Linked DNA regions of Homo sapiens: region 1 is linked to region 2. A link is a loop called in an ENCODE intact Hi-C map of the cell type or tissue named here. Cell type or tissue: endothelial cell of umbilical vein. All regions are shown on one strand. Links, peaks and the distances in the headings refer to the core of each region. The heading gives the core; the rest is flanking DNA. Region 1 has its middle 11 kb from the start of LYZL2. Region 2 has its middle 35 kb from the start of LINC02644.

Region 1 (8,671 bases), core at 381-8,380, 48 kb before region 2:
ATACAATGAGAGTCATTAAGTACATTCACAGCACACATCCAACGGTTCTCTCTAGTTCCATAACTTTTTCATCTCCCCAAAAGGAAACTCTGTTCCCATTAATTCACTTCCCATTTCCCCTTTTCCCAGCTCTGGTACCCACTGCTCTGTGTTCTGTCTCTATGGATTTACCTGTTCTGGGTATTTCCTATAACTGGGTCTACAATGTTTTTACCAGTGTTTTTCAAAGTGTAGTTCTCACCATCAGCCTGGGAACCTCACCTGAAAAACGTGTTAGAATAAAATTTTCTTGATCTTAGTCTAGGTCTGCAGAATCAGAATTAGGGGTGTGGTGGCCTCTAGGAGTCTGAGATTTGGCATGCTCCCCAGGTGATCCTAATGCCCACTAAAGTGTGAGAAAATCTGAAATAGTTAGTCCTCTCCATCTTCTATTAACCTTGACACCGTGGATGGCCACTTTCCTGTGGGCTCAGCTGGCCAACTTGACAAATGAATTTACGATTGGGAATTAATTACTGAGGTTGACTCAATGTGTAACTTTTCCCAACAGAATGGCAATATGAATTGAGACATCTTCAAATACAGTTTTCAGACTGAAAGCTTTAGCTCTTCAGAGACTAAAATCCCCATGATGTTACCTTAGGACTGAGCTCCCTGTTCCCCAAACCCTGCACCAGGAGGTCTGAGCCACCTTAGGGAATGGACACACCCACTCCTAATCCCCAGAGCAATCTGACTTGCTCTCCAGCTCTAATTTCTGTGGGTGTAGGAGCAGTGGAAGGAGCTTGAATATTTGGGCTCTGAATAATAATTGGTTTCAAATTTGTTAGAAAACAAAAAGTCACTGCCTTAACCCAAATCAATGAACTCCTACTAGTCAGATTTCTGGCACTGTTATAGACCAGTGCGGGAGTCATTATGACATTAGGGTGACAGACAGGGCTGAGTCTAAGACTACTCTAGGGAACTTTGGGGATTGTAGCACATGCCCTAAGTTTCAGGGGTTCCCACAGGTAATGCATCTCTAAGTCAAGTCCATTGGGTAAGTCTGGTCGCTAACTCCTGAGCTCAGGTGAGCCTCCTGCCTCAGGCTCGCAAGTAACTGAGAATGCAGTCATACACCACCACACCTAATTTTTAAAAATATTTTTTTAGAGACGAGGTCTCACTATGTTGGTGGTCTCAGCTGAAGTGATCCCCCTGCACCAGTCTCCTGAATTACTGGAATTACGGCCATGCACCACTGTGCCCAGCTCCTCTTGCCCATTTCTGTTTTTTCTGTGATCCCCTTGCTCATTTTTTAAACATTTTTGTCTTTAGGTTTTTAGCCTGGTTTTATCTTCTTGCTCTACCTACCCTGTCCCTGGTTATCTTCTTGGCTTCTTCATCCCCAAATTTATCTCTGGCTGAGATTTCTCTCCTGAGGTTCAGGCCAACATACACAACTGCCAAGACATCCCCACATGGGGACTGGCAATAAACAGATGTATGTAAAAGACACAAGGAATAATTGTCCCATGCTTAGTGAAGGAGAGGGGAAAGAAAAGAGAGAGAAAAACATCAAACATTTCTCCAATGTTTCAAGCCTCAGCACCACCAATCCAAGAGAAAACCTAAGACAGAAACAAGAAGGAATATGAGTTTCGTTTCAGCCATAGTGAATTTTATATAAAGGTGAGCCTTGAAGGCAAAATTTTTCAGAACTCTTTTAGAGTTGTGGTTCTAAGATTCGGAACAGATAGCAAGACACTAAAAAAACAAACCAAGGAGATGACATTCCTAACCAACAATTTGGCCTAGGTGTTCTGTTCTATATACTATTATCCTTACATCCCTGGAAAACACAGCCAAATCCTTTCTTAGGTTTCAGACATACCTGACTGCCCTTTTCCCTGTGGGTCCATCTTCTAGTGTTAATTATTTTTACCATATTCCAAAGATATGATCAGCTAGCTCATAAAAGGACTATCTATGGCAGTATTCTTAAGACCTGAAGTTTGGGATGACCTATGAGCAAGCCCAGTATGTAGGAAGAAATTGAAGTGAAGAAACCCCTTGGAGGCACGATGGAGAAGCCGTCACATGTTGCTGTCAGTAACATGCCTACAGCAGGCAGCTCCAGGGACAGACAACAGGTGAGAGCAAACACCATATTCAGACCATTGACTTTTCTCCATCCTGTTGATATTCCTTCACCATCAGTAGTGAAGAGAAGAGAAATGCTGCTTGCAGAACTCACATTCTCTGAATAGGTGACTCACGAGCACAATGACTCACAGCTTATGTAGGGTTGCTTGGGTCCAAGTGTAACAGGCATCTGTGGCTGCAGTTCAGGAGCTAGTAGAGACAGAAGTCATACAGCATTGTCACCTCCGCCCTCAGCTCCATTGCCCCTGGCTGAGCTGAGGTTCCAAAACAACCCCCACCCTCTCCAGGTACTGCTTCTCCTTGCCTCCATCGATATGCACAGGAGCTTTCGTACGCAGTCAAGGGAGAATTTATTTTATTTTATTTTATTTTATTTTATTTTATTTTATTTTTTGTTAGAGATAGGGTCTCACTATGTTGCCCAGGCTGGACTGAAACTCCTGGGCCTAAGGAACCCTCCTGCCTCAGCCTCCCAAGTGGCTAGGACTGCAGGCACATGTTCACACAGTTGCAGTGTTTATATACAAAATTTTTGCTAAGATACGTTATTGCATCAGTTTTATAGAGACCTATTAGTTATGAGACTCCCTCACTTTTATAACTGTCAATGTTTTAGCTTATAATATGGGCAAGTGAAACTGCAAAAGCCCTTTTATTTAGCTGACAATAAAGCCTCTTAGTTTGGATTCCCTGGGTTTCGATTCCATGGCCCATAGTCATTTTATTCAACAGGTTCTTCTTGAGGGCACGGGGTGGAAAGTTCTGGACCTGCCTGGGGAGGTCAAGGTGAGAATGACAGATAAGGAACTGAAGAGAGAAAGCAGCAATGCAAAATCACAGGCTTTCCCAGAGTATTTGACATTTCATGCACGTAAATACATTTCACTTCATGTACATTAAAAGAAAAGGCCAGGCCAGGCACGGTGGCTCACGGCTGTAATACCAGCACTTTGGGAGGCTAAGGCAGGTGGATCAGGAGTTTGAGGTCAGCTTGGCCAACACGGTGAAACCTCGTCTCTACTAAAAATATGAAAAATTAGCTGGGTGTGGTGGCACGTGCCTTTAATCCCAGCTACTTGGGAAGCTGGGGTAGGATAATTGCTTGAACCCGGGAGGCAGAGGTTGCAGTGAGCTGAGATCGTGCCCCTGCACTCCAGCCTAGGTGACAGAGCAAGACTCCATCTCCAAAAAATAAAAATAAAAATGAAAAAAAAAATGAAAAGGCCAGTGAGTATGTGAAACATTATTTTTTAATTGCTAAAACATTATTCTTTATTGCTAAAAGCTAAGTCCATGTGGGCAGGGAGTTTGTCTCTGTATCCACAGCCCCAGAACCAGGCTTGGCATATTAGATGCTTCATAAATATTTGTTGAGTGAATAAATGAAATAATTTGCTAACAGTTAATTTATTGCATATCTTGGAGATATTAAAGCTACTTTAAACAGAAATTCCTTGCTTCACAATTTGCAGTTGCAAAAATGTGGAAGCAACCCAAATATCCATCAATCAAGGAATGGTAAAGAAACTGTGGTGTATATATGTGATGGAATACTACTCAGCCATAGAAAGGAATGAATTAATGGCATTCGCAGCAACCTGGATGGGATTGGAGACTATTATTCTAGGTGAAGTAACTCAGGAATGGAAAACCAAACATCGTATGTTCTCACTTAAAGGGGAAGCTAAGCTACAAGGGTGCAAAGGCATAAGAATGACACAATGGACTTTGGGGGCTCAGGGGGAAAGGGTGGGAAGGGGGTGAGGGATAAAATCAGGTTCAGTGTATATTGTTCGGGTGATGGGTGCACCAAAATCTCACAAATCACCACTGAAGAACTTACTCATGTAACCAAATACCACCTGTTCCCCAAAAACCTATGGGGAAAAAAAAAGTCCTAGCTTCAGGTTTTCTATTTGTAAGAGTGTTTTGTAAAACTGGCTTTGGGAAGTGCATCAATTCTTTTCTGCCACCAGAGGGAGACAGAGTGCATTCAGGAATCAAGTTTTTAAGGCGCTATTTTTCAAAGAGTGGTTAGTACTTCAGCTGATACTCTTAGATGTGAATAACTGTGACTAAGTCAAATCAGCACTGCAGGATGAGGTTTAAAACTATAGCAGCATATCTTAAGCTTAACACAAGGTAAGCATGTGTCCACGTTAAAAATAACATCCATAAATACAGCCTGATAATGTGCTTAAAAATAAAGTATCATATAAATAGGTTGCAAATGACGATTGAGTCTTTCCTTATTTTACGATCACTTTCTGATACCCAATTAAATGCCATATGTGATCTAATAGCCAAAGGCTATTTGACTTTTTAACATCAAGGGTGATGCCGTTTTAACATCAGGGAGGAAATGCAAAGGTTCTAGTTCTGATGCACAGACAGTGACTAAATATATTCCATCACAGCTGAGTGTCAGGGGCTGGCACAGTACAATCAGGCATGTGAGTAGCTCTTTTGTGCTGGGAACCTGTTGGGCAGACTGACTTAACATGGGAGTGCCTATGGGATGGGAGGTCTGGTAATATATTATTAAGGAGGGAGTCCCAGGGACTGGAAGGGAGGAATTTTCCTTTACAACATTATATTTAATGAGAACAAACTTAATATTAGTCTGGTAGACATTGCCTATTATGTGGGAAATTAATGTATTCTTTTATTACTATCTTCAGTTTGCAGTTCCTGAGGTCTTGAGGTTTGGCCATATAAGAACATCCATGCAGATCCAGGTCTCTCTGCAACTCCAGACCCCCTGTTCCAGGAGTCTTGACTGACAGAGCTTGCTGTAAGGGTCAGTAGCTGGCAACTAAATTGTCTCACCTCCTTTTCTTTTCTTGCCTGGTCTCTGGTTGGAAGTTCCAACTGGGGCTCAAACAGCCCCCAAAGCCGGCAGCTGAAGAGGAAAGGGGGAATACGGTGGTGCTTCAGTGCCATCTAACTTGGCTTTAAACAGTAGGAAATTAGCTGCTTGTCATTAAAATAAACAAATGCCAGCCTGTTCCGTGGCTACAGGCTGCAGGGGACATGCAAGGGGACTGGTGAAGTCCCCACAGTTTCTGGGGGTTACAGTGGGCCCAGAGCCGCTCTCCTCCCCTCCAGATTCCCGTCACACTGTTGGCCAGCTGTGGATCCTCTCCTCCTTTGCCTAAGTTGGAGGAGACAAAGGTGAGTGTGAGCTGAGTGCTTCAGTGTCGAGGCCGTGCGGGCGATGATGTGATAGGGCAGCATGGGGTTGATGTTACTTTTTAAAACTGTTTCCAGGCCAGGCGTGGTGGCTCACACCTATAATCCCAGCCCTTCGGGAGGCCAAGGCAGGCAGATCACCTGAGGTCAGGAGTTCGAGAGGAACCTGGCCAACATGGTGAAACTCTGTCTCTACTAAAAATGCAAAAATTGGCGGGCACGGTGGCTGGTGCCTGTAATCTCAGCTACTCGGGAGGCTGAGGCAGGAGAATTGCCTGAACCCAGGAGGAGGAGGACGCAGTGAGCCAAGATCACTCCATTGCACTCCAGTCTGGGTGACAGAGCAAGACTCTGTCTCAAAATAAATAAATAAATAAAACTCTGTTTCCCAGTGCTACTTTCCACAGAGCTGGAGGACAGGCTTTTGGTGTCGAGTGTCTCACATCCTTGTTTTTTCCCCTTTGGCATGAATATCTAGACAGGAATTTCTGATAACCTCTTGTAAACTGAAAAGTAACTGAGGCATCTCAATCCACTTAAAGGTTTATTTTGCCAAGGTTGAGAATGCACCCGGGAAAAACAGACGTAAGTCCCATTGGGACCATCAGATCTCATGAGAACTCACTCACTATCATGAGAACAGCAGGGGGGCAACCACCCCCATGATCCAACCACCTCCTACCAGGTCCCTCCCTTGACATGTGGAGTTTACAATTCCAGATGAGATTCAGGTGGGGACAGAGAGTGAAGCCATGTCAGTAGGGAATGAGGCAAGTTGTCACATTCTTGTGAGGCTCTGATGAGCACTTAGTGAATCTACATTTTACTTGTGAAAACAAAGGGGGGGGAAGTCAATTACATATTTGTTTCTTGCATGGTTTATCTACATTTTACATAAGGTAAAGGAAGCCTGTGAGGTCACAGCTATCTTTTTGGGAGCAAAAGGAAGGCAGTTTTATGTGACTCAGTTCCTAAGCTTCACTTTCCCTTTGGCATAGTGAGTTTGGGGATCCCAAGGTTTTATTTTCCTTCCCCACTCTATTATAGAGAATTCCGTAGGGACTATTTTCGGTTTTGTTTTGTTTGGAGACAAAGTCTTGCTCTGTCGCCCAGGCTGGAGTGCAGTGGCGCGATCCGGCTCACTGCAACCTCGGTCTCCTGAGTTCAAGCGATTCTTCTGCCTCAGCCTCCCAAGTAGCTGGGACTACAGGCACGTGCTACCCCTGGCTAATTTTTGTATTTTTAGTAGAGACAGGGTTTCACCATGTTGGCCAGCTGTTCTCCAACTCCTGACCTCAGGTGATCTGCCCGCCTCAGCCTCCCAAAGTGCTGGGATTACAGGCGTGAGCCACCATGCCCGGCCCCCTAGAACGTAATTTGAATTGGTAAATGCTGGATTAGTAAAAACTAAAAATCAATCCGCTATTTATGTCTCTAACATAATGGCCCTTAATAGGCAACCACTTTTCATGAGTCTTGTTTCAGACATCCCAGACTCCATTTCCCAGAGAAGCGGAGAATGAATGGGTGCTGTATGTTCACTGCCGGGTGTCCGAGAAGCTGCACAGGAAGTGTCTTAACGTGAAGAGAGTCCACACTGGACACCGGCACAAAGGGCAGAGTGAAGGGACGAAGTGTCAGATGCGTCTCTGCCACCAGCACACGTTTCAGCGGTGCTAGATTTGACTAGGCACAGGACTCTAAACTGGTGGTTTGCTGACTATTAACCTCCACGGTATTGCTATCTCATGCTCCTTGACCCCTTCCTAATTTTGCTGTGGTTCGGCAGCTCCAGTCCACTGTTGAAATGCTGGTAGATTTCAAAACTCCGTTGGGACATATTAAATTCTGGTGAGCCAGTGGGTGGGATGCCTTCTGAATGACAAAGGGGCCCCGTGGCTAAAAGCTGAAGGAAATTCATGCAATGATGAATGTGCTGCAATTAATCACCAGAGATCTGTTCTTTTCCTTATATGCGTAGTATAGTGCAGGGTCCAGGGTTGGGGAGAGTCTCTGAGTCCAGATCTTCATAGAATTAAAAATAATGAATATTTGTAATCAGGCATCGCTTGACCAACAACTCCGCCTCCTTAGTTGGAAATACAGACGTCCACTTTTCGCTAGTGTGTAATTATTTTCTGGAATGCTGAGAATTGTTCCCCTGACCTATGGCTCTTTTTTAAGCATCTGGGATATGCAGTCAATTTGCAGGTTGCTATTTTGAAGTCAGGGAGCCTCAGAGAATCGAATATATGCCACATAAGTTCCTGCAAGATGGACTTTCTGGGAGTCCTCTGATGAGGTTGGGAGAAGGCAAAGAGGAGATGTTTCCATGTAAAGGCTGAGCAAGCTCCAGGCCACTGCAGAAGTTCAGCTTTCTTCAGCTCTGTAAGCTGGACCCTGTGGCTGGAGTCTGGCCAACTGCAGGGACAAGTTTCTATTATTATGTAAATGGAGTCCCAGTGCGGCCTTGGAAGAGTTTTTGGCACAGGGTAACCCTTTGTCTGCCAAAAGGTAGCCTCTCCCTTTGCTTCAAGCCCAGAGTGTGCATTTTGCAGTGGTGACCTGTAAGCCACCGGTCAACCTGCAGATTGCCTTATTAGGCAGACTGCGGAGGCTGGTGGCTGGGGACTGGCTGGCAGAGGCGGTGGCAGTGAGCTTGTGTCCTGTACGAAGCCGGAGAACCCCAGCCCCGGAGACGTGGCCTAGTACTTACTGTTCTATAAATGATAGTCCTCCGTGGTGACAGGAATATACACTCTCCTTGGCAGGCATACTTTATGGGTTGGTTGGAGAACAGGAGGTTTGCAGGGGGAGGTGACTGTCCGAAGGACAGAATGGTACGAGGCTTTCTTCACTGCGTAGCTTGTGTGTTCAGTCCTGTATCAGGGCTTATTCTACGGAGTATGGACTTTATCAGGATTTTTTTTTTAACTTTTAAGTTCAGGTTTGTTATATAGGTAAACTCCTGTTATGGGGGTTTGTTGTACAGATTATTTCATCACCCAGGCATTAAGCCCAGTACCCATTTGTTATTTTTCATGATCCTTTCCCTCCTTCCACCCTCCACCCTCCGAAAGGCCCCAGTGTGTGTTGTTCCCCTCTGTGTGTCCATGTGTTCTCATCATTTAGCTCCCACTTATAAGTGAGAACATGCGGTATTTGGTTTTTCTGTTCCTGCGTTAGTTTGCTAAAGATAATAGCCTCCAGCTCCATCCATGTCCCTGCAAAGGACATGATCTCATTGTTTTTTATGGCTTCATAGTATTCTATATCAGGAAGTGTGGAATGTTTTCCTTTTAACCCAGGATGTTTTGCAGACTCTCAATCT
Region 2 (8,671 bases), core at 215-8,214:
CGCTGCTCCTCTCCCTCCCTCCTCAGTCCCATCTCCTCATCCTAGGCCTGTCCTGAGCCCCTCCTCCTTTCCTGATACCCTTTGAGTCCCCTGTAGCTTCTTCCCCTTCCCCTCCTGCCACATCCCCAACCACAAGCTTAATGAGCATCACCAATGGCTTGGAAATGGAAGAAGCAGATCTCTCCAGAAATTTTCCAATTAGAAACTGCTGAGAGCATTTTACGTAGAAATGTTACCGTGCATGTAGGTTTTTTCTACAGCATAGTTCACCCTCAACATCAGATGTCTCACAGTTTAAAGCCACTTCTGTGGGCTCTCCTGGTTGTCTACCTGCCCGCAGAACATCAGTGGCTGCAGGAAAAACCAAGCAGAGTGCCAGAAAACCTCCTGCCCCTTATTCCTAACCAGCCTTCCCTGTCTCTAACTGGGCAAGTTCCTCGTGTGCTCACATGGATAAAGTTTTCTAGATCAATCATGTTCTTTGTGAGTATATAGGGATAAAAATCTCCCAGTTAACTGAGTTTAACTAGATGGGTTAAGACAGAGAAACTTTAAAACCCTGTAGAGTCCAGGGCATGAAAACAATCTATTTTTAATTGTTTGTGTTTACAAAGAATTGTTCTGGTGCTCCAGTGCCCCAAACCGGTAAGTCACAGGACAGAGGCGTTCATCTAAAGTTACAGCATCGCCAATGGTGATCTCCCACCCAACCTGCACGTAAGGAAGCTGAGCCCATTTCAGATAGAACATTTTTGAACATCTTTGGACAATATACTTACTCCTCTTTGTCTACCTGCTTTTTTCACGCATGAAATGCTGCAGGCTGAGATCCACACCGCTGTCATTTCTCTCTCCTGTTTTCTCTTCTGTACATTTATGAACAGCGGGTCACAGAAAGTCGAGAGAGCCAAATGATGATTGAGGAGAGGAAGCAGCTCATCACTGTGAGAGAGGAGGCCTGGAAGACGAGAGGCAGAGGAGCGGCCAACGACTCGACCCAGTTCACTGTGGCTGGCAGGATGGTGAAGAAAGGTCAGTTGTGTGTGTGTGCCTGTGTATGTGTGTGGTGTGTGCACAATGCACACATGTGAGCACACTCACCCATGGAGGGCATGGTGGTACACGATAGCTCAATTTAAAAGAAGAAACCATGGTCTCTTTAATTTTTTTTTTTTTTTTAAGATACAAGGTCTTGCCCTGTTGCCTAGGCTGGAGTGCAGTGGCTCAGTCATGGCTCACTGCAGCCCCAAACTCATGGGCTGAAGCAATCTTCCCACCTCAGCTTCTCTAGTTGCTGGGACTACAGGTGTGCAACACCATGCCTGGCTTTTTAAAACTTTTATGTAGAAATGGGGTGTCACTGTGTTTCCCAGGCTGGTCTCAAACTCCTGGGCTTAAGTGATCCTTCCGCCTCAGTCTCCCAAGTAGCTAGGACTACAGGCGTGAGACACCCTGTCCAGCTTTCTTTAAAAAGTTTTAAACTTACTGACATTCTGTACATGTTTTTTGGGTAGGTTCTGTGAGATAGTCCTACTGAATATCTTTTTGTCATAAATAGTGTCATCTTCAAATGCATAATTTAATTTGTCACTATTTCAAAACTTACCCCTTTAGAATTGAATGCAATTGTAGGTTTCAAAAGCAATTCAGGTCTGCTAGCAAATCTTGGTCCTTTCCCATAATTACTTTTAAATCGTTTCCATTTTCTTGTGACCTGGCAACCACTTACCCCAAGTCAGCCTTTCACAATAGAGAAGTTTGTCTCCTCTTCCTTTTATATTAATTCCTGGGTCCTTCTCCATCAAACCTGATTTCTCTGACTGACCAAAGTCAATCCTGGATATGCTTTAATAGATGTCTAAAATATGTCCTCAGTTCCAAGGCAGTGGGATGTCTCTGGGGCAGTCCATTCTTTGCTGCTGAGCTCTTGGAACTGATTTGTTGTCTGTATTCAAACATTTATGAAATTGACTTACATATGAAATACTTAGTAAAGTCATCTGAGAGCTTTAAGTCTTCATAGGAGTGTTTGGGGCTTTGTTTCATGTCCTGCAGGAAATCGTTAAAATTTGGGGTCCCTTTGTCACCTATATGCACATACCATCATTTTCTAAGCTATTATTTAAAAGCAGATTTCCCAACTTAGTGGTAAACATTTTCACATTCACTTTGTCTTAACATCTTGTCATCAACTTTATAGGCTTAGCTTTCCTTTTTCTCAGAACCTTTAGGGGTCCATGCTTTCATGAATAGTACCTAATTCATTATAGGTACATAATAAATGTTTGCAGAAGGAAAGGAGGGGAAATCCCTGAATTGTAAATAACTCAAATCTTAGTGGGGAATCCCTTCCAATACATCTCTTCAGCCTCATCTTGGAATTGTGAAAAGATGAGAGAAGATAATTTACTCTTACAGTAAATTATTTGCCAATTTTCTGCATCAGATCACAGAACTGGACACTCATGTTTAAACTCCTTTAACGTGAGCCCCAACCCTTCTTTAACAGAAGCACGTCGTTAGGTGCAGGGTGACTAAGTAGAACTGGAACTGAGAACCTGAACCAGACCTCAGGTTTTCCAACTTCTAGCCCAGACTTTCATCTTGATGACTTTCTGCTTTGGTTTCTTTTTTCCTCTTCCATCTTAAAAATCTGAATTTATTTGTAAGTGGGTTCTTACTACCAAATGCCACTGCCCTTGTCCACATTGACATCAGAGGATATAGATTTGCTCTTATTCAGGTTTGTGGAAGCAACAGTTCCCATTTCTCGGTGGATGAGTTCGCTTTCATATTTTCCTGAATATATCAGAGATCTTTATTTAACAGGTGTTATATGGCTCACTGAGGAAATTATCTTCTTATACTTTATAATTAATGAAAAAACTGTCTCTTCTGTTTCTAATATTTGCCATCACCTCCTGGGTTATATGTTTCACTTGAGTCATTAGCACTTTTTGATTTGCAGTGATATGGTAACCGATTAACATTCACTGCAGAATAAAATAACCCCCTGCACAACAGCCTGGGGTCCTATCTCCCAGAAACATCAGGCCACCAGGAGTGACCACCTCTCAGCGCGTTGCCAGGAGGCATCTGGGACCTGACCTTCATTCTCTTACCCCAGAAACCTCTCTTCTCCCGCTAGCCACGTTAGGACTTTCTCCCTTTTTTATATTCCTTGATTCTGTGTAACGGTTAGCACTCCACAAGGTTCTCGTGGTATTCTAGGATTCTCCTGGAAGCCAAGTACTCCAACCACACCTGGAGTAAGAGAGACGTGAAAATGTTCCCGAAGACAGTAGGTGACTGGTTGCTGTACCTAGAATTCATTGAAAAGAGCTATGGTGGGATCTTTGTTTTGTCTTAACATTTTGTAATCTGCATCTCCATGCCCTGAGCCATTCATTGCCTAAAGATCCTTATCTCTAGCTGGGAGAAGAGCTCTTTTGGATAGTGCCACTGCCTGAACCGCCAGCAGGGGGAGCCATGGCAGCGGATTTGCCCGGCACCGGCCAAGATAGGGATGGATTTCTCCGGTTGCTTTGGAAACCAGCCTTCAGAGCCAGTCCTGTTTATTAGCTGCGGAGTTAACGGCCTCTTTGCTAATGAACTCCTCTGATGTCTCTTAAGCATCCTTCTAGTGAATGATGATTTCCCTCCCCACCCTGTGATACCAGATTTTATTTATCTTTAAATCTTTCAAGAAAGTTTAATTTCTCATGGATATAAACCCTTTGCAGTTCTGGCAATTGAAACAACTTTTAAAACTTTTAATGACATCATCAATCAAACATATATAAAATGAGAAGTACTTCTAGGATATTACCTAAAACTTGAGTTTTAAACCATTTAATTGTATTTTTATTAAATTTTTTATGCTATAATACTTCTCCCGTTCACAGGAGGAAGGGGCAGAATCATTCATTCATTTGGTTTTCCTTGTGATAGTGATTTGCATATCCTGTCGATGTTGTTCGTCCAGGGTTGCATTGTCATCTAAGTGGCAATGTCATCTAAGGATTTCACATTTATTACAAATGAGTACAGAGAACATTCACATCTCATTTTGGTTTTTTGTAAATGCACTAATTAGTTTTCTTTCCAATGCCTTCCACTTAGGTTAGGGAAGCAATACTCATCCTTCTCTTTACTAAGTTTTCTTCTTCTAGCTGGATACTTTCTCCATGCAGGAATTCCTCCCTTTCCCTTTCATGTGTCTCTCACCACTTTCCCTTTTAAAGATTCCCCACCCTGCTTCTCGGTAAATATACGAGGAAAAGCATTTCCTGTTTCTGCCCACACGGGAGATGGACTGGACCTTCCAAAACTTGTAGTCGGTACAGACCTGCCCTGCTCTGTGGTTTCTTCTGAAAGGTTGACCCTCCTTGGGTTACTGTCTGTGTCATGTCCCCAAGGCCACTGTCCCTCCCTCCCCTCAGCCTGGAGGAGAGCTCCAGTGTGGGGGGCCACTTGCTGGCAAGTGTGACACAGTTCATTCTGCAGATGGCACCAATGCACTCTCAGCTGCCCCCACCATCTCCAAAGGGCCTCAGAACTCACAGCTGCATTTGCTCAAGTCTACGTGTCATGGACATGTTTTCCCACATCTCCACCGTTCATTTTGGATTATCAGCTCGTCAGCCACTACAGTCCTTGGAAATAATAAAATCCTGTCTACATCTGCAGTTGGTTGTCCCACAGTCGTGGTACGTGTGAAATGTGTGTGTGTGTGCCTGCATGTGTGTAAATTCTTATATGTTGTGCCGTCTACCCTGGGACTCCTGGAGATCGGTCAGGGTCCCGGAGATTTCCAGAAGTGACCCTGAGATGCTCAGTAGCTCGTCTGTGTGTTCCACAGGTTTGGCGTCACCTACTGCCATAACCCCAGTAGCCTCAGCCATTTGCGGTAAAACAAGAGGCACCACACCCGTTTCCAAACCCCTGGAAGGTAAGTCGCCAAGGCCTCGGCCACGCCAAGCCTGATCAGAAGAGGCCTTAGTGATGCTGTCTCACTGACGGTTTCTGCTTGCCTAGATATCGAAGCCAGACCAGATACGCAGTTAGAATGGGACCTGAAGCTGGACAGGCTGGAAACCTTTCTAAGAAGACTGAATAACAAAAACATACCTACCGGAAGCCAGAAGGCTTTGCTCTCAGAATCTCTAAATCCTAATTCTGATTGCTTTTCTTCCTCAGCTAAATTGTTTTCTTTCTATTATGGCTTTCCTAATTCATACTGTAATCACCGCCTTTGTTGTTATCTTCAAAAAATGAAGTTTTGGTCAAGACCGATTAGACTATCAAGCCCTAATTCATTTGATAACATACTAAATTGGGGACTCCCAATATCACATTTGTTCTTGAATCTAAGCCCTTGGGATGCCATCCAATTGGAATTGTGAACTAAGTGATTTTGCTTATAACTCTGAAAGCAGATTATTATACATCAGCAAATCAACATGATCTTGGGCCTGGTGAACTTTAAATTGTATGTTATCAGTTTCCAATAAGGTAAAAGCTGACATTATTTCTTATAATCACAAACGATTTCTAAAGTAAAATTATGGCAAATGAATGTTGAACTAAATATTTCAATATACAAGTCAAAGAAATATGCAAAATAAAAGAGCAATATGCAGAAATTGCCTTTTATCTCTTGATTAAAATGTCCAATCCGGGAAACTTATCAAATACTAGGCACTGGGAGCCCCTACTATTGACAGTGACCACTAAAAGGTTAAAAATAATACAACCACCACTGAACAGAAATATAAAAGTATAATATAATCACTAAACTAGCTAAGCAGGGAATGCCAATCAGCAAAGCATTTATTACAAATGTGGAACAGTGATCTAGCCTGTGGGTTAGCAAGCGATGGCCACTGCCAAATCCAGCTGCCCACCTGCTTTGGTTTTTTGTTGTTGTTTGTTTTTTAGAGACAGTGTCTTGCTCTGTCACCCAGGCTAGACTGCAGTGGTGCCATCATAGCTCACTGCAGCCTTGAACTCCTGGGCTCAAGCAATCCTCCCACCTCAGCCTCCTGAGTAGCTCCAACTATGGGTGTTCACCCCTAAGCCTGGCTAATTTTTTTTCTTTTTCTGTTTTTGGAGAGATGGGGTCCCACTATGTTGCTTAGGCTGGTCTTGAATTCCTGGGCTCAAGCGATCCTCCAGCCTCAGCCTCCCAAAGTGGTGAGATTATAAGCGTGAGCCACCATGCCCAGCTCTGTTTTTGTAAATAAAGTTTTACTGAAACACATCCATGCCTATTTGTGAACTATTGTCAATAGCTTTTGCATTACAACAGCAGAACGGAGTTGTTGTAACACGGGCCCCATGTCACCCCTCCCCATGCAAAGCCTAAAATGTTTACTGGCTGGCCCTTTTCCGAAGAAGTTTGCCAGCCCTTCATGTAGAATGAGGCTGAGGCTGGTTCATCTACCCTCAACAGAAGCAAGTGCAGGTTCAGAAGCGTTCAGTGGGCTCCTGTGTGCAGTAAGGTCAGCCTCCCTCTCTCCCGTTTTACTGCAGATTTGTTCAGGTGGGAAGCAACCGCAGGACCTTGTATATCACAACCGTATTTCTTCCACTCCTGGAACTTAGGAGGAAATAGAATTTTTAAACTATTGGTGAAGCATAATTGGAGTCCTTGTTTTTATAAAACTCTTACGTCATTTGCTTGTTTGTTGATAGTTGGCGGGATGCACGAAACGGTGCTCACTGTCACCGGCAAATCTGTGAAGGAGCTGATGAAGCCGGATGATGACGAAACCTTTGCCCAATTTTACCGCAACGTGGATTGTAATATGCTGAGAAGTCCTGTGGAGCTGGACGAGGACTTCGATGTCATTTTCGATCCTTATGCACCCAAGTGAGTTATTTGGGTCTCCGTCTTTCCTCCACTGAGAAGGGCTTCCTTCGCCTGCAGAGGGCACATCCATGAGGCTCTTCCCCCAGTGTGGCCTCCTTCTCTTTCTAACTCCATCACAGCCGCGTTAGTATTCTAGAGCCAGGGCACCGTGTTGCAGGAGCCAGGGGCACGGAGCCTCGCAGCAGATAAAACATGCAGACGGCAGACCAGATGTGCATGCAGGCAGACCGCGTGGGCCACAGATGCTTGTCCTGTGCCATAAAGAGTCAATGAATTTTTCACATAATTTGAATACCGTTTTGCAGTTTTTATGTTTATATCACTTAGCAGAGAGTTCAACACCTGTCTTTCATTTGACATATTTCTTACTCATAACTTTGCAAAATATTTGGATGAGATGGGCTCAAATTAGTACAGCTCACTAGAAAATCAGTAAGGCATGTTACTTAGCTTCCAATCATTTACAAAATCAATAGATCTGCGGGTTTTCTCAGTGATGACTAAGGGTTTCTCTTCCCACGGGATCATGACTAAACCAACTAGGAAAAGCGATAATGGTATTAGGATCCCGTCAATTTCAAGTGCCAGAAAACCATCCCAGTTCAAACCGACTTCAGCCAAAAAGAAAAATGAGAGGGGTTTACTGGCTCACTTGCCGAACAGTGCGGGGGCAGGTTTCCGGGCTCATTCGCTGGAAAGTGCTGGGGGGCAGGTTTCCGGCTCATTCGCTGAAAAGTGAGGCGGGGTTTACTAGCTCACTCGCTGAAAAGTACGGAAGTGGCCTCGGGTTCTAAAAGCCCCTCAGAACACAGTCTGTCTTGGCTGTTTTCCTTGGCCTCACTCTCCGTTAGGCAGTGGCCTGGCGGCAGATGGACACCCCACCTCTGGAGTCACAAGGCTGCCTCCCTGGCCAGCCCAGCACGGGTAGCTTCTCTTCCCAGTAGTCCCAGCAGAAGTTCCAGGTTTGATTTTCTTGGCTTCAAATTGAGCCCGTGTCCATCCCCAAACCAGTCACTGTGGCCAATGGGATAGAAGATGCTGACTGGGTAAAGGCGGGTGTCTGGGTCTCCTCTAGAGCCACGGTGGGGACGCAGGGAGGTGGTTTCCCCGAAGGAAAATCCAGATGCTATTACCAGAAGCAGAGGGAGACACGCTAGACAGGCTCCATCCACGGCAATCCACCACATCCATCTGGTCTTAACTGCGAAATTGTCAGAGTGACAGTCTCTTCCCTTATCATATGTTTTTCTGTAAACTGCTCTTGAGATATTTTTTGCATGTTTCAGTTTGTTCAATTTGTTTCAATTTGCATATTTTCATTTCCTATCTTAAAAAATGAACCCTTTGCCATTTTCCACCTCAAAATAGTATTTTGGGTATTTGCATACATAGCTATTTAACCACTTCGCAATCTTCCGCCCACCCAATGTCACTGTTTAAAGAGTTGTATATCATCATTTAAACATATATGTATATTGACACACACATATGACACCATGGTACGTAAAGAGGCCTTTTGGGAACAGAAGGCCGTGCAGCTGGAGGTGGAGAGTGGCAGCAGGAGTCTATTGGGAGATCGCTTCGCTCGGTCTGCTCACCGACCCTAGTCTGATTTTCCACCCCAAAGAGTTGTGAGAATGTGGGGTGGTCACAGATGATTGCGGGCCTATTTTATTTCAATATATTCTTCCAAAAAGTGGTTATTTTTCAGAGGGGGCAGTGAGTTGAGTGGAAGCTAGTCATGGAGGGTCAGTAAGGGGACCGAAAGCTATTGCATAGGGAGAAAGTTTAGTCTAA

The links. Peaks named below come from ENCODE experiments on the same cell type or tissue, not always from the same donor. Only the 100,000 strongest peaks of a DNase experiment are listed, where the experiment ranks them.
Region 1: a loop joins it to region 2, with 6 times the contacts of the local background. A loop is called at or near these places in 5 of 110 quality-filtered maps.

Annotation. Positions count from the first base shown.
Region 1 is chr10:30,636,009-30,644,679 of GRCh38, forward strand. No RefSeq gene overlaps it. Among named protein-coding and RNA genes, the nearest start is that of LYZL2, 11 kb to the left of the region's middle. RefSeq lists an enhancer at 7,925-8,496. In endothelial cell of umbilical vein, for the core only: a CTCF peak has its summit at 4,130 (motif pointing right); DNase peaks (open chromatin) are centred at 2,263, 4,153, 5,853, 6,093 and 2 weaker places; H3K27ac peaks cover 3,920 bases.
Region 2 is chr10:30,684,378-30,693,048 of GRCh38, forward strand. It overlaps the pseudogene SVIL2P. Among named protein-coding and RNA genes, the nearest start is that of LINC02644, 35 kb to the right of the region's middle. RefSeq lists enhancers at 1-104, 3,125-3,663. In endothelial cell of umbilical vein, for the core only: a CTCF peak has its summit at 3,466 (motif pointing right); a DNase peak (open chromatin) is centred at 3,504; H3K27me3 peaks cover 567 bases.